Linked DNA regions of Mus musculus: region 1 is linked to region 2. A link is a loop called in an ENCODE intact Hi-C map of the cell type or tissue named here. Cell type or tissue: left cerebral cortex. All regions are shown on one strand.

The links. Peaks named below come from ENCODE experiments on the same cell type or tissue, not always from the same donor. Only the 100,000 strongest peaks of a DNase experiment are listed, where the experiment ranks them.
Region 1: it touches region 2 in a loop (2.8-fold over the local background); 15 of 42 quality-filtered maps call a loop at or near these places.

What each region holds. Positions count from the first base shown.
Region 1 is chr14:37,028,593-37,036,592 of GRCm38, forward strand. It overlaps Rgr (retinal G protein coupled receptor), which reads right to left. Exons shown (of 7, transcript NM_021340.4): 7 at 6,317-8,000. Among named protein-coding and RNA genes, the nearest start is that of Rgr, 16 kb to the right of the region's middle. In left cerebral cortex, CTCF peaks have their summits at 4,870 (motif pointing left) and 6,022 (motif pointing right); DNase peaks (open chromatin) are centred at 4,125, 4,860 and 6,024.
Region 2 is chr14:36,964,466-36,972,465 of GRCm38, forward strand. It overlaps Ccser2 (coiled-coil serine rich 2), which reads right to left and starts at 4,299. Exons shown (of 11, transcript NM_027045.1): 1 at 4,077-4,299. In left cerebral cortex, no CTCF peak of the experiment used is centred here; DNase peaks (open chromatin) are centred at 3,946 and 4,349; H3K4me3 peaks cover 2,486 bases; H3K27ac peaks cover 1,131 bases.

The sequences.
Region 1 (8,000 bases), 64 kb after region 2:
AGGGAGGTATGAAAATCAGATATCTGGACTTGAGTTTGTTCTTCCTAAAATTTGTCTTCATTTTCTTCATACATGCTTTCATGTAGCTTCCAAGCTGCTCTTTAACTTGTCACTCTGAGTGATGGTGGCATCATGCCATAGGGCAAGGGACCTAGATGAAAGCTGAAATGAAGATAGCTGGCCAGCTGCCAGAGAAAGGTCCTCTCTCTGTGCTTTCTGGCTGCAATGCTATGACCGACTGAAACATTGTATTCAACGGACTGAAACATTGTATTCATGAACCACAAGAGGCCTTTCCTCCCTCATCACTTTTTTTCTTAAGGGATTTCTTTTTAAATTAAATTAAATTAAATTATTTATTTATTTATTTATTTATTTATTTATTTATTTATTTATTTATGTTTTTTGGGAGACAGGGTTTCTCTGTATAGCCCTGGCTGTCCTGGAACTCACTTTGTAGACCAGGCTGGCCTTGAACTCAGAAATCCACCTGCCTCTGCTTCCCAAGTGCTGGGATTAAAGTCATATGCCACCACCGCCCGGCTTATTTATTCATTTATTATATGTAAGTACACTGTAGCTGTCTTCAGACACTCCAGAAGATGGCATCTTTACGGATGGTTGTGAGCTACCATGTGGTTGCTGGGATTTGAACTCAGGACCTTTGGAAGAGCAGTTGGCGCTCTTAACTGCTGAGCCATCTCACCAGCCCCTCTCTTCTTATGTGACAAAGAAAAAAAAAAACAAAACAAAAAACAAAAAAACGTAACAGGAACATTAAAATTGATAAAAACTGTTCAAATTGCTCATGTCACAAAATATCTTTTAAAAACTATATTTAAAAAATCTGCTCATATCTTCTTGTGATATCCTTACCCCCCACCTCTGATCCCTAGACAGCAGCACCTCTGGGCTAGCCCACAGCCACTTTCCCTGTTCTTCTGGTCAATGTCCTACACTGCAGGTCCTGACCATGGCAGAGAAGGGATCAGCTACTGGCTATTTCCTGGCTTAAATCCTTTAAAGTCTTCAACTGCTCTCGAAATCTTGTGTGGTGGTTCATGCTATCCCAGCACTGAGAGAGGCTGAGATAGGAGCATGGATTGTTTGGGCCAAGTTGAACATCTTAAGGAGGTTTTAGGCTAACCTGGAGCTACAAAACAAAAACAAACAGATAAATAACTTCATTACTCTTCTCCTCTCTTTTATCCTTCGGCCTTGACAGGCAAACATGTCCTAAGCTTCTTTCTTCTCTGACCCTGCCTTGGTTTCTTGAGCTGCTGTTCATTCATTCCCCACTTGCTGCTGTTCCTTCAACTGGAACATTTATCCCATTGCTCCTGCCCTAGCATACTCTTGGTCTGTAAGTTATTGTTCCAGTGTCACCTGCTGAACCATATCGCTCCTGACCACCTTTCCTGGTTCTTTCTGGTCCTCTGGAGTATTTCTCTCCATGGACAATCATCATTCTTATTATTTCTTCTTGTCAATGGGCTGTAAACCAGAAGGATATTGTGTGCCTAGATTGTCTCCTTGATTTCAGGTTAGGCTCAGTAAATATTTGTTGAGCTGTTTAAAACTGTTGAAAAAAATGTGTCAGCCTTACCTGGGAAGCTTTGGACATGCAGATTCTAGGCTCACTCCTCAACATATCAAACCAGCTTCCGTGCTTATCGAGAACACAGGTAATCCCTGTGCACTGTATGAGGTGTGCACGTACGTACGTGTGTGTGTGTGTGTGTGTGTGTGTGTGTGTGTGTGTGTGTGTGTGTGAGGTACTGCCTTTAACCAGTCTCGGCTCACTCTGGCTGCACTTGTACATGAAAATCTCTGAGCCAGGAGTCAGGAGGCATGTTTCCTCTTTACTGTGACACCTGCAGCAGTATTTGTGTCCTCTTGTGCCTTCCTTTCTCCATCACAAGACCTGGCCTTCTTATCTTCTAAATAACATTATGATGACAAAGTGGAAAGCCTTGGACACAGGTGATTCCTTATCAATAGTCTTTGAAACTATAGAAATTAGTAAGAGAAAGATGGAAATAAGCTATGAGACAAGGGGGATGTACAAAGAAGGAATTAACTTCTGGAGAAAGATATGTGCACTCACACATACATACATACACCTCAGTAAAGAGCGTCCTCAGAGAGAACTTATAGCCATTTTATGGTGATAACTCATGTCTCATGGAGCCGTAGGGTCCTTAATATCCAATAACAATGCGTTTCAATCTGATTTGCTTATTATAATCCCCAAAGGACTTTGAGAAGTCCCACACCAGTCCAGTGTATCTAGTTGTGGTTACCCACACACAAGACCTGGACACGATGGGTCAATCTGGACATTCCATTTTGCACGAGGAAGAAGTCAGGAGGTCCCACTTTTCCTGGGAAGCTTACAGCATCCAAGATCTGATGGGGAAGAGGAGCGTCATTGTCTTCAGTGCTATCGCTATGGATACATTGCCCGTGGTCCAGGTCCAGTGAATAAACCCACACCTCATCTGTGCTCATGCAAGCAACCCTAATTAAACTCAGCAGCGGGTCAATCAACAAACTGCAAGTAGGAAGGAGCCTCATTTGATGAAAGAAGGAAGGGTTCAGTCAGAGTGGGAAGGGAGTGGAAGACGGAAACGGGACTAAAAACATCCAAAATGTACATTATATATGTGAGAAGTCATCAAAAATACATTAATAATCAAAACTGCTATATCAGACGATGCCCACATCATCTGGGTTGAGCCCAGATATCTGCAGGCTGTGCAACCACTCAGGTTTAAAGCACACACAAAAGCCCCTGATGTGTTCATTAAAATTCAAATCTAGGAGCAGTGGGTGGTTCCGAGAGTTCTGTTCCCCAGGTGAGCTTGAGTCTGGCCTAGGGGCTGCCTTTTGAATTTCCAGACCCCAAGAAATTCACACGCACAAAGGAGAGTTAAGCTTTGAGGAGTTTATGGGGGTTAAGTAGTAAGGAATTGGTGGATGAGATGGTTATTGCTTCTGGTTGTCACTCAGCCGTCATAACTCTGCTGCCCGCTCTTCATGAGCAACCACTGATCCAGAGGGCAGCATAAGGCATCAAAGGAGGACTGGATGGAGAAAAGGTAGCCCACACTAAGGACTCACTGTGGCCCAAGCATTGTGAAATGATGCTACTTCAAGGAGTCCTTTTTTTTTTTTTTTTTTTTGTGCCCGTGGTACAGGTCCTCTCAAACTTCATCCTGCATTTGTTAAAGGGAAATTATTCTGTTTTCCTTCTTAAAGTGTGGTTAGCATAGATGTTATCTGGGATGGTTGCTTTAGGAATAGGTACCTTTGCAAGGCATGCAGTGCGGAGAGGGATGGGCTCAACATAAAACAGTATGGGTGAGGGGGGAAATTTATATTGAAGGAGGAGGTGGTCAGTGGAAAGAAAATGACCAAGAGATGTGCCAGCGGTAGAAGTGGATGCTGGCTAAGACAATTCTGTTAGCATCTGCCTATTACTGTAACAATACCCGAGGTAATCAACTTAGAAATAGGAAAGGTTCGCCATGGCTCAAAGTTCTGCAGGCTTTAGCCTGTGGGTGCATTGGGGTCCATACCAAAGAGCCATCATGCCAGGGGGACATGTAAAGCTGTTACCTTATGAGTAAACTTTTCTGTTAGGTCCCTGCTCTTAAAATCCCCACCTATCCCCTAATAACAACACAGACTTCTGAGCCACTCGTAAACATGAGTCTTTAGGGGGTATCTAAGACCTAAACTCTATCACCGAGTTTGGCAATAACAGAGGTCAGACATCAGAAATGATGGAGGATAATCCACTCCAGCATCATATATTGCGGATGAGAGAATGTTTGCTAAACCAATTATCTAAAACTGGGTGTCATAAAGGTTTTACAGAGGGGGCTAAAAGAAGCCTGGAGTGCCGGAGTTGCCAGAGACTGTCATATTGACTAAGTGGAAAAACTTGGATTCTTGCCCAGGTCTTCCTGACTGTGAATTCTAAGTGCTTTCCAAGCTGCCACACTGACTCCTACCTAGAGGGGCGAAGCTGTCACCGATGCCCAACAGCTGCAGTGGGGAGAGCAGCTGAGCCAAAGAAACAACGCACAGAGACAACGGAGGCCATTGTTAAGAGAGTTTGATGGGCAGAGAGAAGAACAGGTGTGCAGCATTGGAGCCAAGGAACAGCTTGAGAAAGAAGCAACCAGTGACCATGATTGACAGGAGAGCGGAGGCTCAGGGGCTGTGCTTTTTGGTTTTCATCCAGAAGTTTCCTAGCTCTTGTTCCTCGGAAATATTGTTTACCCTTAAAGGGCACGCAGTGAGAATGTGCACCAGCCGCTTCTCCAGGGGCTGTACCAGAGTGCCCTCAAACCCAGCACTCAGTAGTTCACAGTTTGTGTTTGTTCACATGGAATCTCAGCATCCAGAGCTATGACTGTCACCGATTTGGTTTTTGTTTTGTTTTTACCCGAGACTCCAAAGCCAGAAATGTCCAGGGAGTGTCCTAACATCCAAGTTAGACAAAGACCAGGCCATAAGTGGCCTAGCGGCACCTCTGTCCTATGTGGGAGGGTTCTGAAGTTTCACATCCAACTAAACTTTCCGGTGATGCTTTTGAAGGCAGAGAAAAGGGGACTTTATGGGCGCTGTCTGCAATCACTCCAGACAACGTACATATAATTCTGCTTCTTTCAAGGAGAGAAATGGGGTCTTAAGATTAAGAAACAGGCAAGCTACAGACCTCAGTACTTAGAACAGACTAAAGAAAGCTCAGAGAAGATCCAGCAGCCTGGGCTGGGAATTCATAGGCTTTTCCCAAAAGGCGCCACCAGGCAGGTGGCCCAACATTAAGTCATCATTGAGAGAGCACTGCCACCTTGTGGTAGCAGCTAGGCACTGCACACCTTCACCGACCCATGAAGGATTCCTGCATATTAGAGCTTTGCTTACCTTTTTCTCTTTTATTGCCTAAAAGACAGGACTGATAAGCATCGGCATTTACCGGGATAGAAAACGGGAACCAGGAGTTTGTGCACGAAGAGTGAGCTTATATTTAAACAAACTGACCAAGAGTCTTTCTAACTGGGAAAACAGAAGCTTTCTGTGTCACAACAATGTATCAGAAGGCCGAGAGTGTAGCTCAGTCCATAGAGACTTTACCTACCAAGCCTGCATCCCTGGGATTGATCCCCAGTACAACATAAACTGGGTACAGGAACAAAAGGAACAGAAGTTCTAGGTCTTCCTTAACTGCAATGAAGAGGTCAAGACCTGGGCTACATGAGATTTGTCTCAAAAGGGTGTGTGTGTGTGTGTGTGTGTGTGTGTGTGTGTGTGTGTATGGGGAAAATGTGCGTGATGCCATGCCTGGCTCTCACATTTTAAATTAAAATGATATCATTTGAGCTGGAATTTCGTATTAGTGGCCCTGGGCATCCCAGGGAGCTCATTCTAAGCTCCCATTCTCTTCTGCTATTACTCTGTTTTAAATGAGCTTTGGTCAAAAACTATTTGCTTGCTAGTGCTATTGTAACACAGCCCCATAGGCCTGAGGCTCATCTAACACACATACACCTCTTCCATGGGGTCCTAAGCTCAGAATCTGAGCTCAGGTTCCTGCTAACGTTGGTGTCGAGTGAGGCTTGTGCTCTAGGGGTGCAGCTGGCAGCCTTTCTCTGGGCTCACATGGTCCTGACTTGCTGGATGCATGGGAGGGGACAGGTAGCTAGAGGCCTGGCTCTGTGCTGTCCCTTCGTAGAAAGGAATCATCTTGTGACATTAGGGCAACACCCTCACTTAACCTACTTCTGTGGAGACTTTGCTTCCAGGGTGGGGTTTGGGGTTTTTTTTTTCTTGCTGTTGTTGTTTGGCTTTTGTTTTGTTGGGAGAAGAGAACTGAGCCCATAACATACATTTTGGTCGAGGAAGAGGCTTTTGATGGTCTCAGAACCTTGGGACCACATCAGTATCCATTGAGATCAAGAAGACAGAAAACCTGGGCAAAGAGGGTTCTTCATCCCCAAGGGGGCAGCAGAGACAGAGGCTGCTCATGGCACGGGCGTGCTTATACCGTGACTTTCTCTAACTGAACTAACTCTCAAGGGAAAAATCAGAAATCACAGCAGCATTTAGGTTCTCTGGCTAAACCTCAGAATTTTCTTTTTAATTCAGAATGGGGCTGAAAGTGGAAACCCAGTCTAATTTTGTTGAAACTCAGAATTGAATGGTGTGACTGTGAATCTCGGCCTACATACTTACTTCACATGGTTTGAGAAAAGTGGTTCAGTTTTGTTCTAAGGACTTAAAGAAATTGATTGAAATTCCAGCATTGTCTTTTCAGGCCCTTTTATTAAGTCTAATTGCAATTGCATGGATGAAGTTGTTCAGGAATTTCTACTTTGACATCTGAGACATTGTGAGTCCTCTTTTTTTGTTTTCTGTTTTTGTTTTTATTTTTTCGCTTGCAAATGTCATGGTAGAGTGTAATAGCCATCTTCCTGAGGTGACTGAATTGACCCTGGCACAGGCTCATGTCACCATTGCCATGCACTGTGTGTGGCACATATTAGCTGTTGAGTGTGTGTGTGTGTGTGTGTGTGTGTGTGTGTGTGTGTGTGTGTGTACAAAAAGAGAAAGAAAGAAAGAGACAGACAGACACACCCACACACGCACACACACAGAAGAGGTGGGGACAAGAGCAAAAGACAGAGATAGGATTACAAGCACTAAGTGGATGCTGGCATACAAAGAAGGAAGTGCTGCTTGCAGTGTTGTTCTGGGGCCTGGTGCTTGCCTGGTTCCTGCAGTTGGCCTGATTCCTGTTGACTTTTTCTGAGTTCATCCTAGAGGTCTGCATCTCAGTGAAGCAAAGAGTGCTGAAGCCAATGAGATTGGAAGGGAAGTTCAGACAGGCTCCCCAGGAAAGCAGTGATGGCCGCAGTCCTTGGTGTTACACTCCTTGGGTCCTTGGGTTCTGTAGCTGAGACTGCAGCACAATGTCTCTGGTCCTCACTCTTCTTCCCTGACTTCTCAGGCTGCAGAGCTTCTCCCTTTGCGCTCATTATCCTCGCTGTGATGAGGCCTCAGGTTTCTGAGGATTCGGGAACTTTCACAGAGCATGGTGAAGCCAGGGATGGGCAACATGAACTAAGGGTCCTTGCTGGTGAGCCTTTCTAAACTTGTTGTATTTGTGCATGTGGGGGACAGGACACTGTACTGATAGATACAATTGAGGGCACACATGAGTGAATGGAGGAAAGAAATCTAGCAAGCCCCGAGGATCATCAATTGCTTCACAGGCATGTGAGGGAGAGAAGTGGGGAGAGACCTAACTTACAGGCCAGGAAATCTGCCTATAAAGGCAGATAAATGGGCCCTAGGGAGCTCCAGATATTTGGGAGCTGATGCCTAACTTCAGCCAAGCCTATCCAAGTGCAGGGAATGGGTAGACTTCTGATTGTTAATGAAGCTTAGGGACTGTACCAACGTCCTACTGTAAGATGGATCTCAAGCATTATTGAGCCACATCCTTCCTTGGTCTCTCTTGACCCAGAGACAGCTGAATTACTCCATGGAAGGGCAAGGCAGGGGTACTAGAGGTGAATGGGAAGCAGGGCAGAGGAGAAGCCTTTCCTACATGCACTCAAGATCCTGCGAGTGCCCAAAGATGAAGAGACACTCTAAAGTTCACAGGGGAAATTGAGAATAGGGTAGATTGGGGTCTTAGAAATGAGTGGCTTTGTTTGGACTTTTGTTGGATGGGCTTCTGTCCCTTCCCATTATTCCTAGACTGGTCCTAACTCTCCTCTTCCAGGAAGCTGAAGGGCAGAGCTCAAAATATTCCTGGTCACAGCCTGGCCAATCTGCCTTCTTCCCATGTCTTCACTGAGATTGGGCTTGGATGCTGATCCCTTTGGCCTGTTTCTTATCTCGTGAGAATCCAGAGACTTGGACAAAGCTGATACCTCCCACTCTTGCTACTTGTCTTCTGGCTCCGCCTGTCTTCAACCCTT
Region 2 (8,000 bases):
CTAAGTGAGGCCTATAATTCATGGAAGGTAGAATAGGAAGGACCAGGACTCAAAGTCAGACAGGGTTTCAGGAAACTCTGTCTCAATAACTAAATATAAAACATAACAAAAATAATATTTGGAGTGTTAATGCTAATAAAAATTAGTAAAACTATTTCAGTGACTTTGTGGGTAAATGACAACCCATCCACAGAGAGGAGAGAATAAAACTGGGATAAAACCTGCAAGTGTCTTTTTAATTGTGAGACAGAAAGACCTCTTATCCTTATTGTTGAAAAGACTAACTCAAAACAAAAGGCAATGAAAGTATGACAAATTATTCAACTAAAATTCTGCTGGGAGAAGTGCAGATCTTTCTAAAGTAAAGCTAGCAAGAGCTTTTGAAACTGATAAAACGTTCATAGCCTCTGATGCTGTAATTCCTCCCTCCCAAGGGCCTTTAGCCTCAGGGAGAAAAAAAAAAAAGATGACTATGTGGCCATATGTGAACTGCAGAGTCCTGACAGGACAGGGAGTGGCATTTTAGTAAGGCCATCTAAGTCACCTAAATAGACTAACTGCACTGCTTACAAAACAATAACCAAGGCACTTGTCCACTTAGAAGTAAGGAACTATTTCCTGTAACACAGCACAATTAACCCAATGGTATAAAAACTAGCAAAAAGAAAACCATCAAATACTAAAGCCCAGATTAAAGGTTGCATTTATACACCAACCAGTGGTATAAAATTATTTGAAATTGATAAGAAACTAGGAATTGCTTATTGTCTTCTAGAACTAGTGAGGCCTACTACACTATTCGAGTAGTTGAAAACTGATGTGCAAGATGCATAAATCTACAATTATCAACTTTATCACAGGAGTACTCAGAGCAGCTGTTTTCACAACAGGCAAACCATACATGTAATTCTAGCCATGCTATTAACCAGCTGTAGCCCAGTTATACCAAAATCTCACTTTACCACCAGAAGGAACTGTGCAGTCTCCATATGGCAACCAGAGGCTCCCAACACCAACTTATTATCAAGCTCCAGTCAGGAGTGGTAAAGGTCCAGTTTCTCCTATTTTCCCAAATGAGGTGTCACGTTTCCCAGCCACTCAAGGGCTCTGGGTCCCAAGGAGTGGTAGCAGCTAGCGAGGAGGAAAGCACAAACGGACTGCTCTCTGGAACAGTGAGAAGCAAGCAAACAAGAGGTCAGGAACTGTGACACAGAGGTTAGATGGAGACAGAGGCAAGCTACTTGCTTTTTCAGGCTTTAGTTATTCAAAGCTATTTTAGCAGTAAACCAAATGATCTGCTAAATCTTTCCAATTTAATATCTACCAACATAGCCCTTTTATAATAAATATCCATTTCTCTCGTACTGAACCAGGATGGTAAACCCTTCATTAAAAATTAGAAGCTAGGCACTGATGGCTCCTTTCTGTAACCCTGACACTCAGAAGGCTAGGGGGTAAGGTGGGGCTGCAGAGATTTGAGCTCAGACTGAGCTAAGCAACCCATTGAGTTCTGGGCTAGCCTGGGTTACAGTGAGACTCTCAAGGTACTTGTTTGTCATCAAGCCTATCGCCCGCACCCACATGCTGGCAAAAGGGAATGCACTCCCACAGAGGACCTACTCACCCAGGTCCCAGTGCACGCACTGAGCACAGGCGCATGAGCAAGAGCACACTCACAGGATAGATGAATGCAATTTAAAAAAAGAAACGTATTTAGAATTAGGATAGAGGGGAGTAAAAGTAAACTACAAAGATGGCCAAAGGACGCCCAAGTTCCCAGACCTGTCCCTTTCTAGTCATAGCTGTGGGCAAACCCCTGCACCTCAAAATAAAGTTCTAGACTAACCCTTACTGGCCATGGCCTTCATTCCTCCATCTTCAAGTAGAACGACTTTTTTCCTCTCATAACCAGGATGTCATCCCAAACAGTATCAGCTCTTATTTCATCCTTAAACAAATAAAAGTAGTAATGTTGGGGGTGGAGAGATGGCTCAGCAGTTAATAGCACTGGCTGCTCTTTCAAAGGACCCCAGTTCAATTCCCAGCAACCACACGTCATCTTACAACCGTCTGTAACTCTGGTTCCCGGAGATCTGACACCCACACACAGAATAGCAGGTAAAACACCAGTACATACAATTTCTCTAAAAGTCATTTTTTTAAAATACTGATTTTTTTCTTCCAATTTTTCTGGTACTAAGAGAGTCCAAACATATTTAGCTTATCTTAAATCTGCACTCAAGCCTGGACCCTTTCCTCAAAATGCACTGAGTAAATAGATTTTAGCAGTATGTGCTGTAGCAGCAAACATAAGAAGAAACTCAGAAGCCTGGGGAAGACCTATATCAGCAAATCGTTAACTCCTAATTGATGAACTGCTCAGTGCAGCGTGGCCTGGTGCTGCTGGAGCAGTGAAAACAAGAGATGAAATGCCCAGACAAGACTCAAGCTCAATGCTCTAGCGGGGATGCAAGATGTTTACTAGGAAGACAATTCTGGACCCAGGAAACAAAGGAAGATGCCATCGTCTGTGAACTGCAAACAGTCCCATGGAGAGGACATGTGTAACTGTAGACGAAACGAGAACGCAGACAAGCACCAGAAACTGGAAAAGACTGAAGGAATTCTAACCATGAAATTAAAATTCTCTTCTTCACCCACAATAGTAAAAGCAATATGGCAACAAGCAAAAAGATTCTACCTGAGGGAAGGTAGAATAAAAAAGTTCCTGCGCGAAGGGCGGCTTCTGGCTTTCTTGTTATGACGTATTAAAGAAACAGAACAAATTACAGGTTAAGGGTTGTTAAGTATTTTTAACCTAGAGACTGAGGTCAGTGTTGCTGAGAACAAGGAAGAAAACCACCATATAAGAGAAGAGCAATGCACTCTAACAAATTAAGAGAGACAAACATTAATAAAGTCTGGAAAGAAGACTGACTTCATCCAATGCAAACCCTTCATCAACGTTTACATCCCTTACCAATTATACACTATACATTTTAACGCATACTTTATAGTTATCCTTTGCATTAAATTTGATTCCAGTTTTTTAATCTAAATGATGATACTTTAATCAACTGTCTAAATACATATGTCTCACTAATACTTAATGTTCTTGACCCCCCCAAAAAAAATGCTTTTTCAAACGGCTACTCTGAAAAAAAAAAAAAAAGGTAAATGCTTATTCTCATTCATAACCGTCCTCCCCCAGCTTGGGTTTTTTGAGACAAGGTCCAGGTAGTTTTTGCTATTCTGAAGCTTGCTATGTAGACTAGGTTAGCCTGGAACTCACAGAAATCCACCTGCCTCTGCGTCCTGAATGCCAGGATAAAGGCGTGAACCACCTGGTTTTTCTCTCTCCTTAAGTGAAACAGGGCATTCCAATCTTGAACGGCGAAGAGTCTGTGCACTAGTCATTTCCATGGCTAAGGCCTATTTTATGATCAGCAAACCTAATTGGCTAGGTAGCCAGCAAAGATGAATTTGCAATTATTGAAATTCAAAATCAGGCTTTACGAGCAACGACCACCTCAAATGGATTGCCCCCTCCCTTTACTTTGTCAAGAAAGTAGGTACATTTTTAAAAAAAATGTATAAAAATAGACGTCCAAAAGAGGGAGAGGAGGGGCGTAAAGCACCTGAACCTACAGACGCCCCGTAATCCACCAAAGTTCTCAAGACGTGTTTTAGGGCGTGTCTTTGTTTTGACTCAGTGATTTAAAAAAAAAAAAAAAAAAAAAATCCCACTCATTCCGGGCTCTCAGGTACTTTCCCTCACCAACGCGAGCATCCAGGCTTTGAAATCCCAGGGCATCTCTGCCTCGCCCTGATTTCCCGGTGCAGGAAGGCTGCAGCCCGGGCATCCCGCGGCCCCTTCCCGTCACAGCACCACCGAGCAGGGGCATCCGGCCTGCCCGCTGCACAGCAGGCGGCTCGGGAGAGGGGGCGGGGGCTCCGAGGGTCGTCCCAGAGCGCTGCTGGCCAAGGACACCCGGCCCTCCGTCCGCCCGCGCTGCGCCCCGGAGCCAGGCAGCCTCGGGCGCCCCGAGACCCCGGCCCTGACCCCCGACTCTCACCGTGCGGAGGTCGCGTTGCCTCCTCGGCCGCGGCCCGGCTGCCGGTCGCCCAGCGACCTGCCCGCCCGAGGATGGGAGAGAGGCGAGAGGCAGTTCCGTCACATCCCGGTCTGTCCAGCCGCCTGCCCCGCAGCAGCCAGCATCGCCTCCTCGGCCTGCGGGAGCGCCGGACTTCACCGACGCCGCGCCCCCTCCCTAGGCCGGCACCCTCCTGGACTCCGCCCTCCAGGGCCCTCGCACTACGCGTGCGCGGCCCCGCCTCCCGGTCTGTCCTTGCGCAGGCGCGAGTCTCACTGGACTAGACCCCGCCTCCGGGCCCGCCCCAACCTCGCGCCAGCCGTTCGCAGGCTCCGCCCTGATCCACTGACCTTGCCTTTTTACCCCCTGACTCAGGTCTTTTCCTGGCTTGAACCTTTCACTCCGGTCTCTTGGCTGGATTCAAATGTGCAGCTTGACCACAACCAAACCTGTCAGCTCCGGCTCCAGTCTGACAGGAGTGATCTGAACACTGGAGCAAGCATGACTTCCCCACTTTACGTCTTGTTTTGGCCTGACTGTGGCTGGCTATGCCTCAGCCGTGCATACTGAATCTGAGCGGAGATTGCGATAAAACACTGAGAGCTGAGAATTGGAGCTATTTTATGAGGCTGTGGATCCCAATCCCATTCCAAATGCCATCTCTCCCTCCTTCCTAGATGGTCAGACAAGTCGTTGAGAGTCACCATCATGAAAGCCTTCAGTATCTGGCTGTCTATTAAAAGCATTGACGGTGATATTTATCTGACCCTAGACTGCCTAGTCTCCTCACTAGCCCTAACAGCTCAACTGAAATTAATAATATTGAAAGAGAACTTGGAAAGTCTCCACCTGTCCTCCAGACCACTAACATAACCACTGTGGTAGGGGAGGAGACACTAGCGCCCCTCAGGCCATCAGACTGTTGAAACATTATACTCCAAATAATGTTTTAAATTTTAGGTATTTTCATCCTGGAGAAATGGAAACAACACTGAAGGCCTAGCGCTATCCAGAGAAGGAGCTTGCCTCCCAGGATTCGTAGCTCTGACAACTTCTCAGACCACTTTGCAAGATAGACCGGAGTGAGCCGAAACAGTGCTAGGTCAGTCCTATCACACCTTAACCAGGCAGGAGTGCTCAATTTACAACTATCTCTAGCTCTCTATATAGACTTAAACCTCTGGTCAGTACTCCTGACGGTGGACTTGGTGATAACTGTACCCTTTTGCTTCCTCCAATTCCCTATGTGGCCATAATGAGTAAATTTCCTTTTTACCTGTTTCATTATTACTTGTCTCTTTAATTGGTCAATAGAATAATGATAGGGAGACTTAATTTTGTGGATGATAATGTGTATCTTTAAAGTGCTGGAAAAGACTAGGGCTTCATGCAGTATGTTTCTTTTTAGATTAAGTAAATCATTAAGAGAGCAAACACCAGTTCCAGACCTCAGATTCAAACACAACACTCATGCGATGAGGTTGCTAAATATGCTTTGGACTTTACGCTACAATCTAAATTGAGAGATGGAAAAGAAGTGGCTCTCCACAGCTTGTCCTTGGGAGCTAGGCAAGATGCAACTGTTCCAATAGGCTCTATAAAGAATCTGGGAGGGGGCAGGGTGATCTTTCCATTCCCCAAACCAGGAAGAGCTTTGCTTCTCAGAACTGCTTGGCTGTTGTCTTGTGACTCCCTGAATATTTGAGGTAAGTATGTGTTTTCTTTGGCAGTTTGACGTGCTAGGTCACCACTTCCCTTTCTTCTGCAAAGGTAGAAGCCTTACAGAGTGCCTGATGCATATGAATTTTTCAGGCTTCATCAAATTTTCTGTGTTCCCATTTTGTCTTTGTCCCAATTTTCTCACTTCCTTGGTTGGCACCTTGCTTCTATTTCTATTAGGCAAATCTTCCAGTGTATGCCCACAGGATTTTAATTTCCCGGATGACTGTGACAACACCGCGAGATCAATGTACTGAAAGATTATTTTTATGGCTTACATTTCCTGAAAGATGGGGTGCCATGTCATGCAGGGGCATATGGAGAGGCATTGGGTTTGGCTGGGAGTGAAGGGAAAACCCAGACCAAAGCTATTATTGGAATGTATGTGGAAAAGGAAAGGGAGATGCAGGAATATATTGAGGATGTCTAGTGTAGATACTGTCAGCGGATTCTAAACCACAGATACTTGTCTAGTTGTTTGGTAACTGACCGTGGGTTATTTGGATCAGAGAGAATACTGGCTTGGTTTGTGGAAGTTAGACAAAGGGGCGGTTGTAGTTATAGACTTAAAATTGGCTGGAGGCTACATCATAGGATTATTAGATGTTCATGAAAGTTGGGTTGCAAGGAAAGCACAAACAATGTTCGCCATTCTTTGGAAGACTGTATAGACAAATCTAAAAAATATGTATTTAAACATCATTTTAGAATTATGTATAGAAAACAGGTTATATTTTAAAAGTCTGCCACCGGAAGAACTGTGCATTCTTGAGGCTAAGGGTAAGATAGCAGACCAACCTGAACATTGGATTCCCAATGTTTATCATGGCTCAGAATCCAGGAGGAAGGTTTTATAACACAGATTGCTGGCCACCAGCCCTAGAATTTCCAAATTCAGTGGGCCTGGGTGGGGCACAGGAATTTAAATTTCTGACAAATTCCCAGAGAACTGCAAGGCTGCTCTAGGGATCAAGCCTGGAGAACCACATGAGTAGAATACGCCAACAACCAGCCGTACCTGATGGGGAAACTCTCCATCAACTCCTGAAGGATTGTCAAGATACAAAGGTCTAAAGGTCTAAGTGTCATGTGTCATGTGGACAAATATCACAACTGTGTCAACCTTTGATCATTAAAGAACAGCTGAGAGAGCCAGGGTTGACCCCAGTCCTTGAGCTGAGGAGAAAGGCCAATGCTGAAACGGCAGAGGCGGATGGTACAAACTGCTATGATAGGAATGCACATGCTTTGACCAATCTCCTTTGTGGGTTTTTTTTTTCCCTGTACACAAAGTAGTGTCAGAGCACAGAGATGAAGAACCCAGTGATCTTGCAGGATTGTCACTTGGAACTATTTGTTAAAAGCTTAAATGAACAATAATGGCTGGGCCCCCTCAGCAGATAAACTCACTTGCCACCAAGCCTGGCAACCTGAGTTTCATCCCAGAAATTCCTGGATGAAAGGAGAAAAACAACTCTGTTCTCTGTCTTCATTTGTAAAGACCCTTGGACTATGTTGGCTACAGTTGGATGATACAGAATGATCTGTATTTTAGGGTCGGTTAGTAGTATTGATTTCACTCGTAGCCTAATTCCTCCTTGCTTCTGATGCTGAGGTCTGAACTTAGACAGTCACTCGTGCTATGAAAGAAAGCCCATACAACTACTCCATACGCCAGGCCAGAGAGAGAACTTTGCAGAGAGATTTTATGGTTCCAAGGCAAACAGCACAGGGAAACAGTCAGTAAGACTCCAATAAGAATTGGTTCTGGGGGCAATCCTAAATACAACATTAAAGGGTCTAAAGAAATAATCCTCGGGGTGGAGAGATAGCTCAGTGGTTAAGAGCACTGACTGCTCTTCCAGAGGTCCTGAGTTCAATTCCCAGCAACCACATGGTGGCTCACAATCATCTGTAATGGAATCTGATGCCCTCTTCTGGTGTGTCCTAAGAGAGCAACAGTGTACACACATATATAAAATCAATAAGAATAAATCAAAAGAAAGAAAGAAAGAAAGAAAGAAAGAAAGAAAGAAAGAAAGAAAGAAAGAAAAAAAGAAAGAAAGGAAGGAAGGAAGGAAGGAAGGAAGGAAGGAAGGAAGAGAGAGAGAAAAGAAAGGGAGGGAGAGAGAAAGAGAGAGAAGGAAAGAAGGAAGGAGAGAGAGAGAGAGAAAGAAAGAAAGAAAG